2 separate regions of the Mus musculus genome follow, and region 2 is linked to region 1. A link is a loop called in an ENCODE intact Hi-C map of the cell type or tissue named here. Cell type or tissue: left cerebral cortex. All regions are shown on one strand. Links, peaks and the distances in the headings refer to the core of each region. The heading gives the core; the rest is flanking DNA. Region 1 has its middle 140 kb from the start of Gm35244. Region 2 holds the start of B3galt2 (UDP-Gal:betaGlcNAc beta 1,3-galactosyltransferase, polypeptide 2).

The links. Peaks named below come from ENCODE experiments on the same cell type or tissue, not always from the same donor. Only the 100,000 strongest peaks of a DNase experiment are listed, where the experiment ranks them.
Region 2: a loop joins it to region 1, with 4 times the contacts of the local background. A loop is called at or near these places in 2 of 42 quality-filtered maps.

Annotation. Positions count from the first base shown.
Region 1 is chr1:143,193,792-143,205,964 of GRCm38, reverse strand. No RefSeq gene overlaps it. Among named protein-coding and RNA genes, the nearest start is that of Gm35244, 140 kb to the left of the region's middle. In left cerebral cortex, for the core only: no CTCF peak of the experiment used is centred there; DNase peaks (open chromatin) are centred at 4,713 and 5,579; H3K27ac peaks cover 796 bases.
Region 2 is chr1:143,639,149-143,651,321 of GRCm38, reverse strand. The region is part of intron 10 of Cdc73 (cell division cycle 73, Paf1/RNA polymerase II complex component); the gene reads left to right. It overlaps B3galt2 (UDP-Gal:betaGlcNAc beta 1,3-galactosyltransferase, polypeptide 2), which reads right to left and starts at 10,625. Exons shown (of 2, transcript NM_020025.4): 1 at 9,980-10,625; 2 at 1,385-5,316. The coding sequence starts at 5,194. The coding sequence ends at 3,926. In left cerebral cortex, for the core only: a CTCF peak has its summit at 6,871; DNase peaks (open chromatin) are centred at 5,771 and 6,909; H3K4me3 peaks cover 2,500 bases; H3K27ac peaks cover 1,606 bases.

The DNA of each region.
Region 1 (12,173 bases), core at 4,440-6,939:
TGTTGAAAAAAACAAACAAACAAACAAACCCAAAAACCAAACAAACCATGAAGTACAGTGGCTTTAAAGTATAACACTTTATTAACCATTTCAGTGTTTACATTTTGGAGTTTAGGGAAAGCCAAAAACTCAAATGAAAATGATATAATTTCAGCAGTCATAAATGTCTTACAGTACTTCTAAGTCATACGTTATGTTGTTGAAAAAGGGTGTCACTAGTAAAAATATTTTCAAATATTAATGCAGTAGAAAGAAATTCTGTTTTGTAGTCCTCTCCCCCTTATTAACAATAAAAGCTCATTTAAAAATTTAATTTAATTTGATTTATTTATTTATTTATTTTTAGTATCTGGCTTTTAAGCTCTCACACTTTGCCAGGTAATCAAAGTTATGAGAGAACTAATTAGTGCCACATAGATGACGTGGAGTCACACTTGAATTCTTTCCCGAATTTTATTTTTCAGTGTTGTGAGCATGGAGATGCCATGAAGCTTCAGGGAGTGGCAGCGTCCTCATTTTCTAAATGAGGGGCTCATATAAAGAAGTTCATAGTGGTCTTTTTATAGCTGCCTCTGCCTCTACCATGAGTAGGGACTGTGAAGTAGAAGGGGATATAGTCTTTCAAGTTGAGTGATACTTGCTTGTGGATTTGTGAACATTGGTCAAGAGTCTGCCAGTAGAACAAGAGTATGTGGTTATGAATTCTGATTATGTCACTACTACTCTTTGTGGGAATAACTTGATTTTGTTGATCTTTAACTTTCTTTCATAGAAAGGGTAGAGATTGAATCTTACTAGACTGGTAGAGGATAAGGTGAGTCAGCATGGACAAAGACTTTGAGTAAGGCCTGATATACAGCTGACCTCAGTGAATTTTTTACTGTTATTAAGTGTAAGCATTCAGAAATCATGCTAGGTATTAATATAGAAGACTGTGTTGGATTCATAAGACATGAAAGAAAATTGAGGCTAGAACTCTGGTCTACCACACATGCCTTTTTTATGGTCTGGAAACCAGGAAGTTACTGGCCAGTGTCACAATTGAGACTCATTGTCCATGCAGAACATTGTGTTTGGAATATCTACCAGCAAGAGGGTAAAGCACTCTGACTTACGTATTGGCAGATTTTATGAATATGTTGCTGGGTGGGATTTTCTTTGCATCTGGGCCCTGGACCCTTTATTTATATAATATATTATATATTTACATGAATATATATAATCATATGAGATAAAATATAATTATATAATATTATACATATTTATAATATATAAAGATAAACACACTACTGTAAAAAAGCCAATGCTGTGTTTCCCATATTATACGTATGTTCTTCACACACACACATATATGTTCACAAATTCATATAAATGTATACATATATAATAATATGTTTACAAATTCATATACATGTATACACACACACACATATGAATAAATGCTGAGTACTATACACCTGGCTCTAGGTCTTAACATTTTCGGCTTCCTTTGCAGTGGCTCCTGCTTCAGGGCTGAGAGCCCTTGTGGTACACCCCTTCTTTGATCCTCACAACCCCACCATTTCACTGATATCATTATTTCTAGTTTAAGGAAGAAAACACACCCATAGCAGTTTAGTGACTATCCTGGATAGAAAAACTGAGGCCAACTTCTGCTTCTTGGTGGTCTGAACCTAGACTCATGGCTTGTGTCTTATCTCAGTATCCAGAGCTGTGATATTTGATCTTCTAAAGGACTTAAGGAAACACATTCCACTGAAGTTAGCTTCACTGGTTATATAAGATGGTTTGAAACAAATAAGCCAAGCTATTGAAGTCATAGGCCACTCAGTCCAGTGTCTATAAGCCAGTGCTAAATGGAAAGTTAGTTCTCAGGAAGAGAAAGGTACCCAATATCATGAGAGACATACATGGCATCTATGGTGCTTATGGTTAATTATATTATTTTGATCTTGTCCCAAACGAACAGTATGATTTTTGAGTATAAAACTGCTTGTTATATGAAAAATTAAAAGACTGAAAACATTATCAGCAGTGGATATTTTATCTCCCTCAACCAAGGTAAAGTAGATAGTATTGGAATTTTCTAACACTTTAACCTAATTCTGAAATATAGCAAGGGATAATTCTAATTAACACTGTCTGCTAGAAATAATTTCAGGTCAGTGGTTCACATAAACATTCATTGTTTGTTGAGCACATAAAATGTAGATTGATGCTGTTGTGCATGATATACAATAACAAGAAAAAAATCCCTCTAGTGTTCTGCTAATGATGGGTCCATTCTTGGGAAGGGTTGGTTGATCAATCAGTAATCAATACAAGAACAAGCCACGTATTTTGAATTTGAAAACATCCAAGAATGAAAATAAGTGGAGCATCAATGGAGAATGTAAGGGGTTATTGTTCCTAGGAAGGGGCACTTGAGCTGAGAGATGAGGTACTCGAGCCTGGTTATCTGAGCACCAGGGAAGCAGGGCAAAGTCGAGGCAAAAAGAAGCAGAAAGGCTACAGACAGGACTGACCTGGGTTTGCTGAAGACAGCAAAGAGTGTCATGATCTGGAGTTGTCAGTTAGGTAGACCTAGAGAACTTCATGAATGTGGGACTGTGAAAGGCAGCCTGTTTTGGTTGAGTGAGGCTTGCTCCGGAGACCCAGTAGAAAACTCTACAAGGGACGGAACAGTGAGCCATGCTCTCAGAGAAAGGTGCCTGACACCACAGAGCCCCCAACTCTATAATTCTGTGACTATCAGTCACACAGACAAAGCTCCAACCACCTGGCTTTCTAGCTAAACTCCACCCTCACAGTTACTTGACTATAGCCAGGTATGCTCCTCCCCACAACTACCCTGCAACTAGGAGATAGCCCAGTCTATGCAACAAGCGGGAGTGGGTGGGTTGGGGAGCAGGGCAGGGGGAGGGTATAGGGGACTTTGAGGATAGCATTTGAAATGTAAATGAAGAAAATATCTAATAAAAAAAAGGAGCTGCTTGGCTCTGCCTCACTCTCTTAAGCTCTTATCTCCCATTCTTATCTCTAACTTTCTTTCTCCCCCTCTCTCTTCCCCCTCACTCCACATGGCCATGGTCGACCTCTCTCTTTCAACTTTCTCTCTTTCTCTTTGCCTTTCTACAACAAAGCTGTAAAACCATAGACCTCTGCTCATCAAGGCTGGCCATATTTGAATGATGAAATAGGCCTTGCCCTAAAGAACCAAGTCTAACCTCCCTTGGAAAGGCCTTCCTGTGCTCCAACCACCACCGGACCAAGGACTCTTGCCTGTGTGGGAACCACCCAGTGCCCCCTCTCCCCCTGCCCTCTCCTCCTTTCAGCCCAGAGGCTGACTGAGCCACTCCCGGGATCCCCACTTTGTTCTCAGCTCTTCCCCAGTGTCCAGCTGTGTCTGGGATGCCTGAGACTGAGAACCTGTTATCTCTTGCCTCCATGAGGCCCAGAGACCTTGGACTGCCCCATGTCCACTCCCCGTGGGCTGGAGTCCAAGGCTTCCCACAGCCAGACACCCACCCTGGGCTGCATGGAGAATGAGCAGCAGTCCTCTGAATCAGCCTGCCCAGAACACGGAAACTCTGGCAGGATGTGGGTTCTTCCACCTTCTTTGTTCCCTTATGCCTGCTGCCTCACACACGTGAACACAGTGATTAGATTTATGTTCATGGGAAACTGAAGTAGATTGTTTCCTAAGAAAGAAAGATATAAGTAGATTCTGCTTTATATCAATCTCCTGCATGAAGACTAGGCCCTATGGATTCTCAAATCTTCTCTCCAGTGCTGCGCCTGGCCTTTTATGTGGATGCTGGATCTCCAAACTCAAATACAGACCTTCATGCTCACAAAGTAAACACTTTACTCATAGAGCCATAGTCTCATCTTCTCAGCACACACACACACACACACACACACACACACACACACATACAGAGAGAGAGAGATGTATGTATGTATGCATGTATGTATGTATTCATGTATCTATCACCTATCTATCATCTATCTAGATATACTGAACCTTTATGATCATTTACTAACAAATTGTATAACTAGCATTCCTTGCTGAACCTTCATAATACTGTGGAGAAGAGGCTTGAAGTATAAGCAAAAGATGAATCAAGAATGACTTCAAGATTTTAACCAGATAAACAGAGTAGACAGTGCTATTAACAGATGAGAAGATTAGAGAAAGAGCCATTTCTGGTACAGAAACCAGTAATTCTCCTTTGGACACTTTAAGTTGAAGATACAACATGTTTGAGTAGAGATAAAGGCTAGATGGCTGTTTGAGGCTGGAGTTTAGAGGGAAGATTGGTATTAAATGTTTAGATAGGCCTTGGCATCCAAATATAGAGATGCTCAGAAAAGTTTTGCATTAGAATGAAATTCCCCAGAGAGACTAAGAAGAAAGTGAGAAGGCCAAGAAGAGAATACTGGATATTGAAAGGGCCTCGCCCAGAAGTCAACAAAATGAGAAATCACTGACTTCAGCAGAAAAGCGAGAAACTCAAGAGCCAAATGAATGCTGAACTCTTAGAATAAGTCAACTGTGCCAGATGCTTTGGATGTCTAGGAAGAGAAGACAGATATGTGGTTCCCGGATTTGCAAAAAATGAAGGGCACTAATTTATTTTAAACAAATAGTTTTCAAATTCTGGCTAGAGCAGCAGCTTAATTGGAGCATAATATACAGAACGTGGGACTAGGTGTTTTCTTCTGTAGCATGGCTTCAATCAGCTTAGAACAACACAAGCAGGAAGTCCTCTGTAGGCAAAACTCAGGTAGCTCTTGTTCATATCTCCAAGATCTCATTGGGTAATTTGGTGTTTTCCCTACGTAGACTTGAGCATCTTGCATTAGACCTGGGTTTTCTAGGAGCAGAATTGCATCCTTATTCAAAAGGACAATAAAGCAGCCTCATACTCTTCTGATGTGTTTCCGCTGATTTGATTAATAGAAAGCCAGATTATTTTTAGCGTAATTGTATACCATATCTAGGGCAAGCTCAGGGGAGATTAGGTAGGCAATGAGTTGCCCCGGTTTGTAGATGGCTGATAAAAAATTGAATAATTTACATAAATGAAGGCCTTTCCTCAAATATCAATCAGTTCATTGAATTTCATTGGCATTCCTGGACACTAATGCACATAATGTGTGGATAGACTATTATACATGACATCTGGACTGGGAACAAAATCAGAATGTCAGCAGATATAGTAAGGGTTATGATAATGGTTACAGCCAAGCTGGCTGACAATGCTGCATGTTCTTTTGGCTGCCTGTGGGTGAACAAGACAATCTTGTAAAAGCAAATAAACATATTAACATAAGACAGGCAGGGTTTTGAGAAAGTGCCAAACTGCAAATATCATGTGTGGACTCCTCTCAGGGCTGGTAAACTTGGAAAGGTACATCTTGCTCCTGTGTAGAGTTTGCATTCCTCTCCCCTGTGGAGAGAAGTTGGACGTGTTGTTTAAGGGTTAGGAGCTTGTGCCAAGATGTGAGTGTTGATGTCCTAGTTGTTTCCTGACTCCCCTTCTGTGAGCATATGTTCAGCTTGGCTCCTCCGCGTTGTCTGGAGGAGGCTTCCAGAGTGATTCTGGGCAGAGTTTGGCACTTGCTGAAGAGCATCTGATCCCACTTCATTTTCCTATACCCTGGCCTCCTGTGCCAATCACTAGTGGGAAGCTGGAGATTTGAGTTTTGGGCCTTCTCCGTGAAGTGGAGTGCCAGTTGTTGCATGTATAAGAGAATGACTGTGATTTAAGGAAGACATCTTGAAGTAGAGAAGTCCTCTATTCTACAGTCAAAAGAATCATCAAAATATTATAAATAAAATAATGCATACAGTAAGCTGAAATCTGACAAATGATTGGTACCTCAAGGACTGTTTGTATTTTACAGTGGATAGGAATATTTTGTGTAGGAGGAGAGTGGATAATTCAAATGTTCAAATCTAGGAGGATCAATGTGAATATGTGGTTCAGGTTAGTTCAGGTTATAACACTGAAGACCTATGGACCCTATAGAAAATATATGATTGCACACCTATATTCAATTAGGATGGTCAACAACACAATTAAGTAAAAAAAAAAAGACATTTGAAGGATGGATGGAACCTCTTTGTGGCAGCTAGTGACATAATTTCACAGAGCAATATAATTTCCCAGGGGGAAAGTTCACTTTGAGATTATTAGAGATTTTAATCTCACCAATAAGAAACAATAAGTCAAGTCTCTTGACTCTCTGATTCTATGAGCCAAAGTTATGATCAGAAGTCAAATGCTCTGCATGTGGGTTGATATGCACCCCAAAGATAGGTGACATCCACAGTTGCCATATTTAAATTGTGGTAAACTCAGGGCTATATTGTTCATATTTTCCTCTCTCAAAGTAGTGATCTTTACAAAACTCAACTTTAAAGTCCTGCTGATAAAACTATTTGAATAAAATACATTTGTGTTTCAAATAACATCACAAGGGAATAAATTCATATTAACTACAAGTTACAAATTGTGTAGAATATGCCTGCAACTGTGGTTTATATATGAAAAATTCCACTCAATTAATTGTAGCCATGGAAGCATAGACTTTTCACAAGGACCAGAAAGGTATGACCAATCCTTACATAATATAATTTGAGCAGAAGCATTATTTTTTTTAAAAAAAAAACCTGGAATTTGATGCTCTTTGTTGAAGTGTGAATTGTATAACTGTTTTGTAAATGGTTTAGTATATGCTAAAATGCAGAGATGACATGGCTTGCTGAGCAACTGGATCACTGAGAAAGCCAAGGGCTTATAACATCAAGTTAAGGACTAAAATTCTAACATTTAGGGAACAAAATGTTTTCTTTATTTATATTGTGGAAACATCATAGCGTGAAAACAGATAGGTTATCATTGTATGTGTTAGTAGAAATAGGTAAAAGAACAATAGCTTATACTGAATTTCACATATCCAATAAAACCTTCAATTAGCTAACTGCTGTATGGGGAGGCCATAAGGCACTAATCAACAGGAAAATAAGGATAGTGGCTTCCTGTTGAGTGGTAGATGCATTTGAGTGGGGAAAAGGGTGCTGTGAGAGCTTATAGGCACTAAATGGTACAGTGGTGGCTGCATTAGTATTCCTGTTCTTTCAAAGTACATGCTGAGAGGGTCTATGTTCACCCTGATGCACAGTCTGGGTTTCAAAACGGAAAAGACGGTAACACAACATTTGAGTACTCTAACTCCTCATTTTTGAGCAATAGTTTATATTCAGTAAAGAGTTAAAGGTTTTACAGATATGTAGGCAGACAGGCATGCAGTCACACATAGAACCATCCTTTTGAATCTGTGTGGAATACGTTCCAGAGTCTCATATGGATACAAAAAGGCAAAGATGATTAAATCCTGGCTATATGATAATCTAGAACTTAAATGTTTGCCTTTTGGAGTGCCTTAAAGTTTCTCTAGATCACATATAAGATATTGACACTGTAATAAGTCTGCTAAATATCTGTTAAACTGTTTAGGAAATAATGATATGGTAAGAAAATAGCAGGACATATAAAATACAGACACAGGATTTTGCCTGAAGTAGCTTGGTCCATGGTTGGATTCTGGATACACAACTGTTACTTTTCAACACTGTGATAAAAGTTGAGAAATTTTATTCATAAATAATACTTTATATAATATATTCTGATCATGGTTTCTCCTTATTCATCTCCTCCCATATTTTCACCAACTCTCTGCTTCCAACTCCATGCCTTCTTTCCCTTTCTCTTTATAAAACAAGCAAAACTTAAAAAACATCAGAATATAATAAAACAAAAGTCACAAATGTGAGCACACCACACACACACACACACACACACCCACACACACACACACACATACACATAAACAAAACCCAGAAAAGCACAAAATCAGAAACCATAACATATAAGCAAAAGATCAGCAAGGTTTTGTTTTTAATGCTTGATCAGAGAAATATGAGACAAAGATAATCTTCAAAAATATCATTGAGTTTGCTTCATAGTGACCATCTACTGATGGGCATGGGGCTTGCCCTTAAGTTTGGTTTGGATACCCAGTGAAGCCTTCATTGGAGGAATGTAGTTTTTCCTTTGTTAGCAGTGGCCAATTGGAGATAGCTTCTTGGTTAGGAATCGGTGCTTGTCTCCACTTTCCCTCTCAGGGTTGGGAGCCCCTCTGGCTTAGACCTGTGCAGGCCTTGTCACTGCTGCCACAGTCTTTGTGGATTCATTTCTGTATCAGTTCTGCTGTGTTGGAGGACATTGTTGCCTTGGGGTAACCCACCACCATTGGCTGTTACAATCATTCTGTCTCTTCTTCCACATAGATCCCCAAGCTCAGAAAGGAGGGGTTTAGTACTGAGTGCTTCAAAGTCTTTCACTCTGCACGTTGTCTAGCTGTCTCTGTGTTAGTTCTCATCAGAGAAATCTTCTCTGATGATGGCTAAGATATACCACTGGTACATTCTTTTAGCAGAACAATAGTATTTGGTTTTCTCCATGTCCTTGGTCTATCTAGTCTCAGGTTCCTGGCCACCTGAGAAGTGTTAGGTAGGGATTACACCTCATGGAATGGGCCCTAAATCTAATAAGGTACTGGTTTATATGTACAATGCTTGCATCATTATTGCAACAATGTATTTTGCAGGCAGGCCACTGTTGTAGATAGCAGATTTGTGGATGGACTCTTGCTTTCCTTTCTCCTCTGGTTTTAAGGCAGGGTCTTACTCTGTATTCTGGTCTATTATGGAAATTATACCAGTTTTCCTGCTACAGCCTCCCAAGAGGTAGGGTAGAATTTCCAGCCTGATCTTCCACACCTGATAAAGAAAAAAATTGAGGAAAGATTTACTTTTTAAGGTTATGGTTTGAGCGTTTTTGTTTTGTTTTGTTTTTGTTTTTTGGTTCATGGTCACTTGGCTTTGCATCTTGGGATACTAGATACTCGAGCATGGTTAAAAAGCAAAATAAAGCCATTCGTTTCATGGTATGTAGGAAGCAGAGGGCTTGCAAGTAAGATATTTAATTCAGAGGCCCATGGTCTATGGCCTGATATTCTAACAGGGTCCAGCTCCTACAGCCCATTGAGCATTGAGCTTAAGCTCACCAGTGAATTAACCAGTGATGATGTTACCGCCACCATGAACCAATCATCTTTCAAGAGCTCCCCCATCTAGGAACCAAGTCTTTGCTATTTGAGGCTTTTAGAAAAATTTATATTGAAATAACAATAGAGCTAACGAATGCAACTGTCTTTATACTTAAATTTAGTAAAGTTTTTTTACTGTAGAAAAATTTGGCATCTTAATCATTTTGATTGTACATATCAGTAGCATTAAATACATGAGAAATGTTGCACAACAAATATCTTAAGCTTTTCTCTTGTGGCTTTTTACTCATTAAATTGTCCATTTCCCTTTGCTTCAGCCTCTGGAAACTAACACTCTCATTTGTTTCTAAGTACTTACCTATGGTATATATCTCAGGTAAGAGGAATATTACATTATTTATACATACTTGCTTCTATGTATAGAATACTTTAATTCCTCCCTCCAAGGAGAAAACTGAAAATTCATTCCAATTATTTATTCTGGGAAAAAATGGAAACAAATAAATAATACTCAGTCAGGTCTTTCCATATGGCACATATATAAGCTGCCTGTGGCCAAGTAATTTGTGCAGTTAAAGAGGTTAGTATAGTATGTTAATGGCTACTGAGAGAGAAGGTCACTTTTCTTCAAGGCTGAGGAACAAGGAGAGGCTACTGATGCCCCAGTAAATGATTCCATACCCATCCTCACACTAGAGGTACTAAAAAGACTCAGTGGGCATTAAACTATAATAAATAAGATAGAACACATAAAGCTGGAAAGGAAAATCATGTGGGGCTGAGAGCAGGTGAAGAGTGGGGAATTGGAGTTGGATTTACTCTGAACATATTATATGTGTGTATGAATAGTGAATAAAATATTTAATAGAAATTTACCTAAAAGCATTAAGAAAAAGGAAATTCATCTAAAATCTTTTTTAAAAGGATGGTAGTATATCTGAGATTTCCTTAGAGGAAAAGATCTTGCAGGAGGCTCATGAATTGATCTGTCAATCATGCTGTGAATTTTCTGCTCCCACCTCTTTCACATAGTTCTCTGTAACCCATCACATTTACTAAAACAAACAAAATGCATGCTATTTTACCTCAGTCCCTTCTACTGTTGGCTCTTGTCCAGAGAGTATTCAGTGGTTTCTTTGCATTGAGATAAAACTTGATAGCCTGGGATCTCTCTGGAATTTCTCTACAGGGGAGACTTCATCCTTAATGTGGTAGAATTGATAGAACAGTACTTTGGGCTTCAGATATTTTTATTTACCTTAAAGAACCCCTTCTCTGAGTATAGTTTGGTTGGGGCAGATTCCAGCATTTCAGTTTTGCTGTGTTTCTGTGGGGCTTTGGAGTTGATCTCTTTCCCCAGATCTCTTTGATCTGGCTCACCTTCCAGGGCACTCCTAACTCCTGCTCCTATGTAGTATGTCAGATAAATCTGAAACTGCACCCTAGCCACAGTTAAAATCTTGCCTATGATAAAGTTTCTGCAAAGTACTTGCCTGCTACTCTGTCTGAGTTCATGTATACCAAGATAAAAAGGACAAAACACCAGATTCTCACTGGAAGAGCTTTATGGAATGCCTGAGTTTTGGGTCCTACCAGGCCATGATATTGGAATATTTTTTGCCTTGTAGGGATATGAGTAATTTAGTGTTATTTTTTTTATTCAAATGTCCCAAGCAAACACTGTGCACCTCTGAGAAATAAAGCAAGGAGAATGTGCCATTTAAAAAATACCAGCTCAAACAATCATGCAATTCTCTGCATGTACATTCTCATCTCATTTATATGAGATATAGTACATATAGTGCATGTAAGTAGAACCCAATGGCTCTGACAACTTCGCTACAAGAATAGTTGTGGAATCATAGTATAGCCACATAGAGTAAGATGAAAAGCTGAGTCCCACATGGAATCTAACAGGAAACAGGAAAACATCATAGGGAGAGTCAGACACTGTAAGGTCTGGTTAACTCGCTCTTTGCTGGAGACTCTCCTGGATCCGTTCATAAACTTTAGCCTGTTTTTGGTTTGAAAAAGTCTGAACATGTTTTGCCTTATATGAAATCAGAAACGCCTCTAGCATCCAGATGTTCTAGGATAACATCTAAAGGAGCAGAATCCGCTAACAGGTTTTTAACCTGCTTTTACCTTGAGATGTACCTATCCGCTGTCATCCCTCTCATCTTTTCTTCCACTTATAATTGCTTAGGGAAGCTAGATAAAGAAGACGTACAGCTTTGTTAACAGGAAAAGAAAGGTTAATCTTTAGTCTGCTCAAGTGAATTAGTAAGCAATCAGAAGTTAGCTAACAAGTACAAATAGGCCATCTATTCTTGAAGATGCCAGGAAGAAGCTCTCAAAATAAACCCTGAAGGAGGAGAGAGAAGCAATAGAAGATTCACACTTCCCTACACCCTTTGCATCCAAAATGTTGAGAGTAAAGTGATGGATTATTTGAAAATTTAAGCAGAGGCGTTAATTATTCCAAAAAAGGAGAGGCTATATTTAAAAATATAAAAGAATGTTCTAGGAATTCCAGGGTGTCAAGGCAAAAGTATCTCTCTAACTTTGTGGGGGACAATAGGGCTTATTCTGGACTTAGCTATGAGTGACCAGGGCCCAAGAACTATGGTTTAGGTTATTCTAATTCTGTTTTCTAGCAGGGTAAGTTTCATGAAGTTTCTATAGTAACAAAAAGAAAAATCATAAATCTATGTACCTTTCAAATACATTAGTTGCTTCACACAGGTTGGTTAAGGCAAAGTGTGAAAACTCTCCTAGAAAAGTCAGGTGCTGTATGATGACATCTTTTACTTTTTAGTTGGTGGAAGGTAGGTAGGGTATTCACTCACTGCAAAGGATTTACCTAATAGTCACAAAAATGTCAGTCTCAATATCGAGATGGAGAGTGAATAAGACATTTAATGGTGTTTTGGATAGTTTAAGATATTCTAGCTGTGGGTCTGCAAAATTCCAACCTATCTCCATCTTTGAAGTTGTAGTCAGTTTTTAGCCTTGTAGACAGTTCTGTG
Region 2 (12,173 bases), core at 5,427-7,926, 440 kb before region 1:
AATATGAACTGTAACCATTCAAAATATATTTTTGTTTCCTGATTAATTGTCAGGGGAGTTTAATAAGGCTATGTTTCACTCATTTCTAAAGTTTGCCTTTTATCTATTTTGTCTTTATTTTTGAAGTATTACTATGTTGCTTTGGCAGATCTGGAACTGCAGGGCTCAAATAATTGACCTGTGCCTCATCTTACCAAGTAGCCAAAAGTATAGTATAAGTAGGCTTCTCCATACCCTGCTTGCCTTTAATATTGGTCGAAATTAGTTTTGCTTAGTTATGAATAACCTTTGTGTTCATCTTCACTTTGGATTCTCTTTCTGACTACAATGTCATAAATTAATAAAGTAGTCATTAAAAATCTTGAGAGTAGGTGCTTGAGTAATTAATACTGAATTTTATATCATCTGGCATCTATTTTTTTCTTTAAATATTTTTATTTCATTTACTTATGTTTTGTGTGTGTGTGTGCACGCGCGCGTGTGCGTGTGTGTACAGGTGTCTTGGTGCACACTTATAATGGTCAGAGGTCAATTTGTGTGAGTCAATTCTCTTTTCCACTATTTGGGTACCTAGGAAAAGGCATGGTAGTATACTTGGTTTGTTTGTTCTTGAGATATGATCTCTTTATTATGCAGCGCTGACTAATTTTGGATTTGCTATGCAGACCAGGCTGGCCTTGAACACACTGAAATCCACCATGCTTCTGCCTGGGATTAAAGGTATGTGCCACCACTCCTGGCTAGACTTAATCAGGTGAGTTGGCATTGGCCCTAACACAGAACAGTAGCCGAGAACTGGTCCAGTGGGTACATCTATGCACTGCTGTATTTGTTGGCTACAATTACAGTTGTGAAATTTCTAAGTGTCACTTGCCTACTGTTAGCAGATGTAACCCAGGGCCTAAAACAGCAGTGCACAATTTTTCAAAATTAAAGTTACCATTTACCAATATTTGCAGAAGAGAAGAGCAAACAACCAAGGGACCAAATGTCTTTTCCTTTCCCTTTTCTTATGTATCCCTAACACCTGATGTCATGTGCCAGTGAGTGAACAGTGTCTGTGAGATCTGTGGGCTTGGCCAAAGAGAATAAGTAGAGAATGAGGCATAGTGGGATGAGCCAATTGTGCTTGGTTTTGTAGAACTATTAGCTTCTGCCATAAATGAAATACACAGCAGAAGATCATAATAGTGGATAAGAGCATGACCTCTGAGGTGGAAGCCTTTCATTACTAGCCTTGTCATTAAATGCATTTAACCTCTTGTAGGAGTCTAAAAGTATTGTATAAAGTAATAAGGGTGCTTTTAACAGTTCCAGATACACTGCTTCCACAGTCAGTAAGTAGTGTGCGGTGTTGTTATTGGTATTTTATTATTATTTTTTTAGGGGGGAGAATCAGGTATTTAAAAAGTTCCAATTAGGTGTATGTGCTTATATTTTTATGCATGAAAGACATTAAGGAAATGCAAATTATTTAGTTGTTGAAGATTTCATTACTTCTAATTTTATTTCAAACAAACTAATGTTGTAAATACTGAAGTTTGCATTTTCCTTTTGAAATGTCTATTAACACTTTGAGTTTAGTGTTATACAGTTGATTCTGTAAACTTTCTTTTGGTCAAATCAATATAATATAGTCATTTTCAAACATTTCTTACATACAAAAATTTTATATAAACAAGATATAATTAACAACTGGTGAGACATTATATAGCAGCTTATAAAGTTAGCATTTATATTATTGAAAATTAAATGTAAAAATAAATTAACAATAGAATTTTTATTTTAAAGTAAGGTTTGATGGTTTTCTTAGGATTTTATTGTTTAACCTAAAATTGCCTTGAACTCTCTTTCTTCCTGCCTTATTTTCCAAGTGCTGAAGCTATGCTAGCGTGTGTTCTCCCAAAGTCAAAAGTACAGACTTTTGACATTAATAACTTGACTGGTTTAATGCTCTCTGAGGACTCAGACCATGATTAAATTATTTTTTCAAATTAATGGAAATAATTTTAGTAAGCACTTAAGTATTTTTAAGAACTCTGTGTTTTTTAAGTCAGTATTTTAATCCCAGTAATCCTATACTATTATAGTTTTTAAATATCACTTAGGAGCTCTCTTTTTGTTTACATACTTGTGCAGGAACGCTCACAAACATACATAGTTCCCATTTTCATTTTAAACCTTTGTGGTATAAATCAGAGAGACTCAGTACACTGTCAGGGTCTCTCTCTGTCTTTGATCACTGGTGTGGTTTGGTGTTATCCTCTGTGTATGTCTTTTTGTGAGGCAATTCTGTTCACTACAATTACATAGAATAAATTAAAAAAACATTAGCTAAGAGCTGGATATGTTTTATAGCTGATTATTCATAACCATTTGGTGTGGAATAGAATACTTAGGCTTCTTATTTAAAAAATGAGCTATACATTTAATATAAGTAGAACTCTGTATTACTAATAAATAAAGCTTTTTGTGTGTCTGTCAATTTAGCCTTTCATACTAGATTTAGTGATAAAAACGAATATTAGAATTCTGATAGAAGATATTCTGACTCAATTAAAATTTATAAATATACATAGGATACACTGTTTCAAAGTTACTGGGCTTGTGTTTATTGATGTTACAATTCATGATAGGGCCAAATGAAATATGAGAACATTTGTATAGCATTCAGTTCAGGGCTTTGTTGTTTACCTTTTAAAAACCAATAGTACCTTGGTTAAAGTGCATTAAGTATATTGTCCACTCTAAAAGCAAATGATTATCAAACATATGTAGCTTTCTCCCCACCATTCTCTAAATGGTTTTGAATTGGTGATGCGAATATTTGTCATCTACCAAATTAAAAACAGAAGGTTTATAAACTTGACACTGAGAGAAAGAAATAAGTGCCATAAAATGATTAAATGTTGTCTGACGTACACTGCTCTCAGAATATAAGCTTTTCCTATATCTCGCTGTTTGGCAGATATACAACTTTAAAATAGATTGAATGAAATGACTATTTGTATTCCTTTTTTTCTTCCTTATTTAAGACCACACATTACCCCTGTGCTGTTATGTTACTACTTGTATTTCAGCTAGAGGAATATGATTCTATTTTAAAGACATACTTTAAGTCAGGTATAGTTGAAGATAAAAGCACTCCCCAAGAGTGTAATATTTTAAAGGCAAAATCCATTGAAATATGGTCTTGACCCTTAATACCAATGAGGAAGCAAAATTTATCTATTTTGATACCTTTAATAATTCATTTTATAAAAACTTGAGCCTGAGACACATTAATTTTTCACATTTATCACATCATGTCAAAATAATTTTCCCAGTATAGATAAGTATTAATAAAAGAAATTAAAATAATTATAAATTATTTTTAAAAGTATATTCTTGAATGAGAATTGCATTGCTCAAACACCTGAATGCTATAAATGAGTTTATGGAATAACTTAACTAAATCTTATTGCAACTGAGTCAGGTCAGAAAACTTGTTCATTGCACAATTACAAAGTTCCTTTAAAATCAATAGTACTGTCTTATTTACATTTAGTTATATGATGAAATCAAAAGTAAATCTAGGAATCTTTTTACTGTCTTCATTTCTTAAGATTTATATAGAAAATGTATGCAGATACATTGTATTGGTCCCTAATGTAAGTCTTGAACCATTTATGTATGCATGCTTATTATTGCATGTTAATATAGAGAATCTCCTCATAACAGTTATTTAAATAGACTCTTTTGGGATACCTTTTTGTCATAATTTGCAATTGTATGAATTATCTTATTCAGAAAATTTAAAAAATAGCTTTGAATTCCTTTATGTGATGAGTTGAACTAAAACTTGTCCTATGTATATAATCAAGTTTTTAACTATACATGCTTTAAGCAATATTTACAGACTCCACATTTGAACAAAAATAGTCTTCTAGTGTAGTTTGCGGTGTCGATACCTGCCTGCCTTTTCCTTTGCTGCATTGGCACAGGCGTTGTGCTTATTTTGTTGTAAATGGTTCCAGTATTTTATCAGTTCACTAGGTTGGAACTGATGAGAGGTAATTAGGTGGCTGTATTTACAGCTTGAATAAGAAACTCGCCAGTGATTGAACACGAACTCATTGGGAGGGGGCACAGGATCAACTCTCAACTTGGCAAGACAGATCCCTACATATACATCTTCCAAGTGCAAACGACGGATACCTAAAGAAACCTTAAATATCTTCTCTGCCAGATCCCCAGAAAACACATAACCAGTTCCTGAGCAGAAGACAGGGTAGCGCTCACTTGGGTAAAGGTCTGGTGGCATGTACCACTTACTGTCTTTGTTTCTGTTCGGTGCATATCCTCTCATTAGATAGCCAGTAAAATAGTTATGTCTAGGAGGCAGGTCTGGCTTTAGTAACTTGTGTATTAAGTATTCTGTGTTGACAAACATGTCACTGTCCGTTTTCATAACATAGGGAGTATGTGGACAGTATGTTGCAACCCAGTTCATACCCATTAGTGTTTTAATGGTCAGATTATAGTATGTATCTAAATATTCCTGCTGAATTATATCATGATACTGTCTGCTTTCTTCTTGAATTGCATGTTGAAGATAGCCATTTAGCTTAATACTTATGCCCAACAAAAAAACCCGTATGATTTGGATGCCAGGTGCCAAAGTTTCATTGCCCCAAGTTTGCCGTATAGCTCTTCTTGCTTCGATTTGTCCAGGTTCTGCAGCTATTAATAGTATTAAAAATGGACTTTTCTCTTGGCATTTTTCAGGCTCATTGATAATATATTTGAAATGGTAAGAGTTTGGATGTCCAGTTCCTTTTTCATTATAAATGCTGCCATTGGCACTGAGAGTGTTCTGCAGCCCTGTGACTCCCTGTGGTGATAGCTCGGTGTTACTGGAGTTGCTTGCTGTGTGAGGCCTCAGAGTCTGAGGAGCTACTTCTTTCCAGATGGTCCGAAGGGAGCTATGGTTTGTCTCACTTTTTGTAGAACGAAATCCTCGGAAAGTGTATGTCACAGGATTTTCTTTGAATCCTGGTCTACCTGGTAACCAGTCATGATGATTGAAAAACAAGAACATAGCAAAGAGAAACACTAGAGAAAGCACACCCGTAAGGGGAGTCCGGAGCAGAGACCTCTTAGGGCTCCAGGTCATTTTTGCAAAGCAGCAGTGTCGTCTTCTCCACTGAAGCATGTTGTAAGTATCCAGTAGCAGTAATGGATGTCTGTGGCCAAAAACACTGTTGTTCCGTCCTCAGTCAATACTGCGCTTGATTCATCGTCTTCTGGTTCAGGTACATGTCCCTCGATGTCATTCTATAAAGATGAAGGAAGCATAATGATTTACAAAATGCAGAATTTTGCAAACTGCCTTAAAAAGTCAGCTAATAAAAGGACCTTTTTAAGCTGAGAAAAAACTGGATAAGGCAACATAAAATTACTGACAACAAGATTTATGTCTTTAAAAGATATTCTTGTGTGTAATGAACACTCGGAAGATAAGTGATAGATTAATTTTATTTTACTTACTTGATGATTTCGATAGCTCTGCTCATCTGTCCCTTTGACCTAAAGGGTTTTAATGTTGTGTCCATGTAGACAGGAAAAATGCTTTTAGATTTCTGACAAAGGCTCGGAAAGAGGGCCTTCAGAACAGATGGCAAATTTATTGACATTAATTAAAATTGATTTGACATAGCATGGCGATATGGTGCACAGTCAGTGGCCTTTTTTGGAAAATGGACATGTATTGGCTTTGGAACAGAAGGTGCAGGTTTAACTGTGGCAGAGTTCAGTTAGTCACAGTCACTGCTTGGCATGTTTCCAGTCTCTCCCCCTGACCCCCGTGTCAAAAAAGTCAGTGAGAAGATACACCTGTCAAAATTAATTTTTAGGGTTTAGTGAGTTCAGTGTGAGATTTTAGATAGCAATAAATAATTAACAATTTACAGTACTTTGCTAATTTTACCCATCCACCCTAAATAGTACATATCTAGGATATCAGTCTTATGTGTCAATGCTTTGGGCAAAGGGTGTGTATTTTGCAGTTTTTCTGGACTTCTTGAAAAATATAGACAATAGCTCCTACTATTGTGAACTGCTTTAAATTACACTTTCCACAAAATACATTTTAAAATATTCTTGAATTACACTTTTTTGCATGATCTGCAATGCCAGAAATTAGTTTAACTTTAAAGACTTTATAGTAGCATTACACTTATAGTTCTAGATCGTTCAGAAGTTCACAAGAAATTAGTGATGCCTCTTAGTGAAAACTGGCTGTTTTGCAAGAGGCTTTTCAGCATAGCATAAACTTATTTGTATTTGCTAATTTTTTCCTTGTTTTTACCTATTCATAGATAAAGAACTGAGGGTCATAGCAGTAGTTTGAATTCCAGTAAATGGTGTTTTATGAAATAGAGACACCATGCCTAGTTTTGGCTTTTTTTTTTTTTTTTTTTTTAGTTCTTAAAAAAACAAACAAACAAACAAACAAACAAACAAACCCAAAGTAGAAGTCATTTATATAATTATTAATTTTGAGGATGGTATTATTAAATTCTTTTGATCAATAAGTGATTTTTCTATTATTCACTGAAATAATTTCTTTAAACAAAGGAAATAAAAATTTTAACATAGCCACTTATTTCTAATTATATGTGTAAATGCTTGTGCTTATTTATCTCACGATAATGATCTACTTATGATTGATAGCAGTTTAGCTTATCCTCACATAAATGCATTTGAAAAGTAATAGAGTTTACAAGGAAGTTCTCAAAAAATTGAGTGATTGTAGCATAAAATTTACACACACACCTTTCAGTTACTGCTTGAAAGTGTTAGGTGGCTATCAATGAAGTACTATTCTAGTAACAACCACTAGGAGGAGCAAGTAGGTGGGAATTTGAACAGATTTCTAATGTGTAACAGGCACTAAGGTTTGATCTTGTTTCTGAAAATGAATGGTGCATTTAGTTACTAGCCTATACCTCAAACCTAAAAAAGTATTTAATCTCTCACACACACACACACACACACACACACAAAAGCACACATGTGCGCGCACACACACACAGACAGTAGTTTCTAAAAAATCTAATTTAGTCTTAGTTTTATTTACGTGAATTTAAATCTTACCATTCTATATAAAGACCAAAGCTATTACATTCTTTGCAACATGGTTTCTGCATGATATGAGTTTGAAATTACGGAGCTTCATGGCCTGATTTAGAAACAAATTTTCATGACTGTACTTATAACTAGATGTAATTCTACTTAAAGCAGAAAACTATTTTAAAGAGTACATATGAAAATTACTTTATGTGGTAGATAATGACCCCCCCACCCCCCACTTCATAATGAGAGTACTGGGTATTAAAGGGTTATGTATATAAATTTAAAAGTGAAGTTACTTTGGAAAGTTCATTTGATCTGTTTCAAGTATTATAAATATAAATGTATCAGCTTTGTGTTGATTTAACAATGCTTAGAACATGACTGAGATCTAGTCATTCAGATACTTTAAAAGTGCAAACTTTAAAGAAAAACAGTTCAAAATGAATTAAATTCCAGGTAGGATATTTCAATGAATGGATAAAAGACCTTAAAGGGATGAAGTATTGTAGTAAGACACATTGTTTACAAGAAAACAGTGTCCCTGAAGTGAAATTGTAAAGTGTTTGAATATTATAGGAATATTACAGATTTCAACCTATAAAATATAAAACACCCTTAAATTATTTATAATTAAGACAGAAAAGATATATTAAAAAATCTATTCAAAGACATGGCAAAATTTTTAATTCTTAGTTTTGTTGTTATTCAAGAACTAATATTCAACAATTTTATTGCAATTTTATATATATTCTTATGTGGTTCTATTATGATTTTATAAGATGGAGGTATGTTTTAATTTAAATTTTATAAGAATTGTATGTTTGTAAATATTAATCTAGGAGAGCTTGGAATTCCTGTACAAATACACCTATTTGATAACCTCCTACTGATAAATGAAACGTATGCATCTAGCCTTAAATTCATTTTTTTTCTAAAGTTTCTCAGGATAGAGATCTGTCTTTCTCTGTCTCCGTGTCTGTGTGTCTGTGTGTGTATGCTGTTAAGAAAGTAAAATTGCTGTAACTATTCCTCTTTTTGTTAGATGATAAAATTATTCACAGGTTAATGCCTGTTGAATATTAGTTCTTGGAAATAAGAAAACTAAGAGTTAAAATTTTGCCATGTCTTTTAATAGATTTTAAAAAAATAGATGTTTTCTGTTTTAATTATTATGATTTAAGTGTGTGTTTACCTCTTATAGACCGAAATTTGTAAGGATGTTACTATTTAATGTATCCTCCTATAGAGTTTCTGTCCTTTGACTTTTAAAAGTTGATATAAATATATTAGTTTCTAAAGACAGTCCCAGAGTTAAATGATGGTTTGATAAGAAACACTTGTATACTTTTAAAGCTTTGAAATATTTAGTTTATAAAGCTTAATTTCTAATAAAGATACCAACAGAGGCTGGATTTTTTTAAAAATTATTTTTGATTAGTTTCTGATTGTAATTTTTATCAGAATAAAGATACTTAGTTATGACTAGGAATCTCTTGATATATGACAAAGTCTAATACACTCATTCAGTCTTAATTCTACAACACACACAGTGCTTCCACAGGGGTTTTTTTTTTGGCTTTGTGATTGTTAGGGTAGTAAGTTTTATGAAAGTGAGAGGAAGAATCAAAATACGTAGAAAGGTTTGTAAGATTTTAGGAATATCTTTGAGTCCCTGACCCCGAGCACTCTAACGTTGATTGTTCCCAGGGTAGTTTATTCTGTCCTGCAGACACATGTAGAGGCAGTAGGCAGGTCATTATCACATGTAAATAAAGCTTAGAAACCTACTGTGGATATTATTTGACCTTGTATTTGACCATTATTAATATGTGCTGTATATTAAGCTATTTTATGTTAGTTTTTTTTTTTCCATTTTTTATTAGGTATTTAACTCATTTACATTTCCAATGCTATACCAAAAGTCCCCCATATCCACCCACCCCCACTCCCCTGCCCACCCACTCCCCCTTTTTGGCCCTGGTATTCCCCTGTACTGGGGCATATAAAGTTTGCAAGTATGTTAGTTTTTTAATTTCACTTTTATAATTAACTCCAGGAACAGTCTTACACTTGATTATTTAGAATCACTCTGTTACTTAAAAACTCCCTGTTTCACCAATCTATTTAGAGCAACTATTGATCTCTCTTTGTTAAAGTTGTATTCATTGATACTGTAATAACATGTGACTGACTACTGTGGTGGTGTTATGCTTTGCATAAACTCACTAGCGTTTTAATCTGATGGCTAATGTTGTAACTTGTAGTATCTCCTTGTAGCTCAGTAACACTTAAAATTTGCTGATGTACTCCTGAATTGTTTCTATCTCTCTCTGAAGAGATAGATATTACAGAGAATATATTACTATGAACTAAGATTTTGTTTTGAAGAGATTTTCTAAAAATACCTCAAGATAATAAGATCATATTTATGCTATTTAATATAATTTTACCCCACTGTCTCTTGATAACCATTTTAAAGAAGGTGCTTTAATTTATTAGATAAGGAATCAATTTGACCTAATTTGCTAGAGAATTGCTGTTTTTTTAAAAAAAAGGCTAGAGAGCTCTTTTTTTTTTTCTTTTTAGTTTAATTTCTCAGACATTCTTTTCAGTAAATCTAGTTACTATTTGGTTTTCCTTGTAATGTTACAATCCTGCAGAATTACTCCCAGTTATTTAATTGAATAAAGCAACGACAGCTTGTCTAGTAGAAAAGGCAAATTTAAAATCGTGTATTTAGAAAGCCTTTCATAGTTTGAAGGGCAGTGGACTGTATGAACTTGTTTATCAAGTGTATCAGTGCCTGTATGGTTAGGAAATTAAAACACATTTAATGAACATCATACACAAGACAGCAACATACCTTTCTTTCTTGGTCAGACCATTAGATGGAGAGGATTATGTCTACTGAAAATACTTTTGGCACGCCATCACTTCAGCAAAAAACGATGCTATCGAACATGCGCACATCCCCCAACAGTCTGCCTCCTGTGATTGCTTTTCACAGTATCCAAAGTGTCCATCTGTCGGGGTGTCTTCAAGTTACCCTTCTTGTTCATATGTCTATATCTTATAGTCTTCAGAGATTTTTCCTTTCTTTCATTTTCTCTCTTTCACTAAACAAAAGAGCTGTAGCTGTCTGTTGTATTTGGTGCACAGTTGACTCTTTCCGACAGTTGATGCATTGAAGCTCTTTACATCTGCTGTATTCCCGGCTGGACAATGCAGTGCTGTATTCTCTTCTCAGTATCCATATTTCTAGTAATAGCGCTGAGCTGCAATGTTAAGCAGCAGAGCTGTGGTTTAGTGTTTCAGTTGCATTGGGGGAAAAAAAAAGGCTTTGCCTTTCTCCGTCGTGGTTGCCTGGCAGCTGCAGGAAGGATTTTTGAGCTGTTTTCCTGGGGTTTTGGTCTGTAATGTGAAATGCACCGTTCTTCCGTGCTGCACAGGCAGGCAGCAGTTTAAATGTGGGCTTGACAGATGCTGTCTCTGACAGAGCAGAATTTAACGTCACTGCTTGGCTGAGTCCCACGTGATTGTTTGCGTTCATTTTGACTAAAAACCCGAGGTAGGAGAAAGCTTAGAAATCTTCCTCTTATGTGACACATCATATTTATTCAGAACAAATACAAGCATTAGGATGAAATGGAGGTTATGGTTTTTTAATCTTTATTTGAACTTATGCACAGGCTTTCTAAATATTTCTGTGTTGGACGGTGGCTTTCATGTGTCTTAGAGACTTTTTTAGAGCAGAAGTAATAAAAGCTTTTACATGTAAGTTGGTGTAGTTTAACTCTTTCAGTGCATTCCTGCTCTTACAGTTTTTGTCTGATTGTTCTGATTTGCTAGTCTAGTTAAAACTCCTTCATTATCTATTGTCTATAACTTAGATTTCCTCCCCTGTTTTCTCCAGCTTATCTAAGTCAGCTGCCTGCACTTACTTCATGTTGCGATACTGCCTACTTTTTTGCTCTGTGCAGTTTTTAGTGTTCTTGAAAGTAGTAAATTTAATTTTAAATCACTTTCTTGTTATCAATATTAATTTTTTTTCATGTAAAATAATGTGTATCACAGAATTAAAAATGATATAGTACATAGAACACACATGAATAGATTTTCTTGAAGATTGGTGAGTAGTTCTGCAGGATTGGTTGCATTTTGACTAAAAACCTTAGGTAGAGACAACCTTGGAACTTTGCTTCTTATATAGAAAATAGTATGCTTATATAGATTGCAGATGTGTGTTTAAATAAGTATAGTGATGCGCTAGAGTCTGTTGCTTCTAATAATGTTTAATACTTTAGAAAATGGTTTAGTAAAATGCCATCAAACAGTTTTTTTTTTTTTCCCTTACATATTAGAGACTCTGAAATCCTTCTCTGGTATACTTAACTAAGTGCCTGGACATTTGGGCACCCCCCCCAACCCCCCCCAGGAGAGCACTCGGCAGGCATGTTTGTTACTTGTTTTTATGGCTATAACTAACAATTCCCCTCTGATATTCTAAAGACAGTAACTATATAGTTTTAGAGCTTATGCTATATATTTTAGGGATACGGACTTTATCCATTTTCACAGACCATGATATATTATTTCAGGTGAATAAAAATTACATTTCCTCTAATAGTATTCAATTACTCATCTTCATGTGTTAATTCCAGTGTGCTTTCTTGGTTTAGGTATACCCTATAACTGTCCTAGTTTGTGTCTTACTCCCCCTAGAAATGATAAGATGGTAAAAAAGAAGGAAAAAGAAAAGTATAAGGAGAAACTTAAAGCTTAGAACTTTGGCTTTCCTAAGTTAGAAGAGGAATAAAACCCGTGTTTCTTAGTATTTGGCTCTTAAAGCTATATACTATATTCTTCACTGTCTTTTTTTCTTGTCTTCATAGACAAATTATTGATTCTGCTTAAATTATTCCTCCAAAGTAGAAGTGGCCTTTTTAATATCAGTGATTCCTAATATTAGGGCTTAACTGAGGTTAGAGGTCTGTACAATTATTGTCTATTCCAAATTAGATTGAGCTATAAGTACCTGAGCTGGTTGTAAATGATAT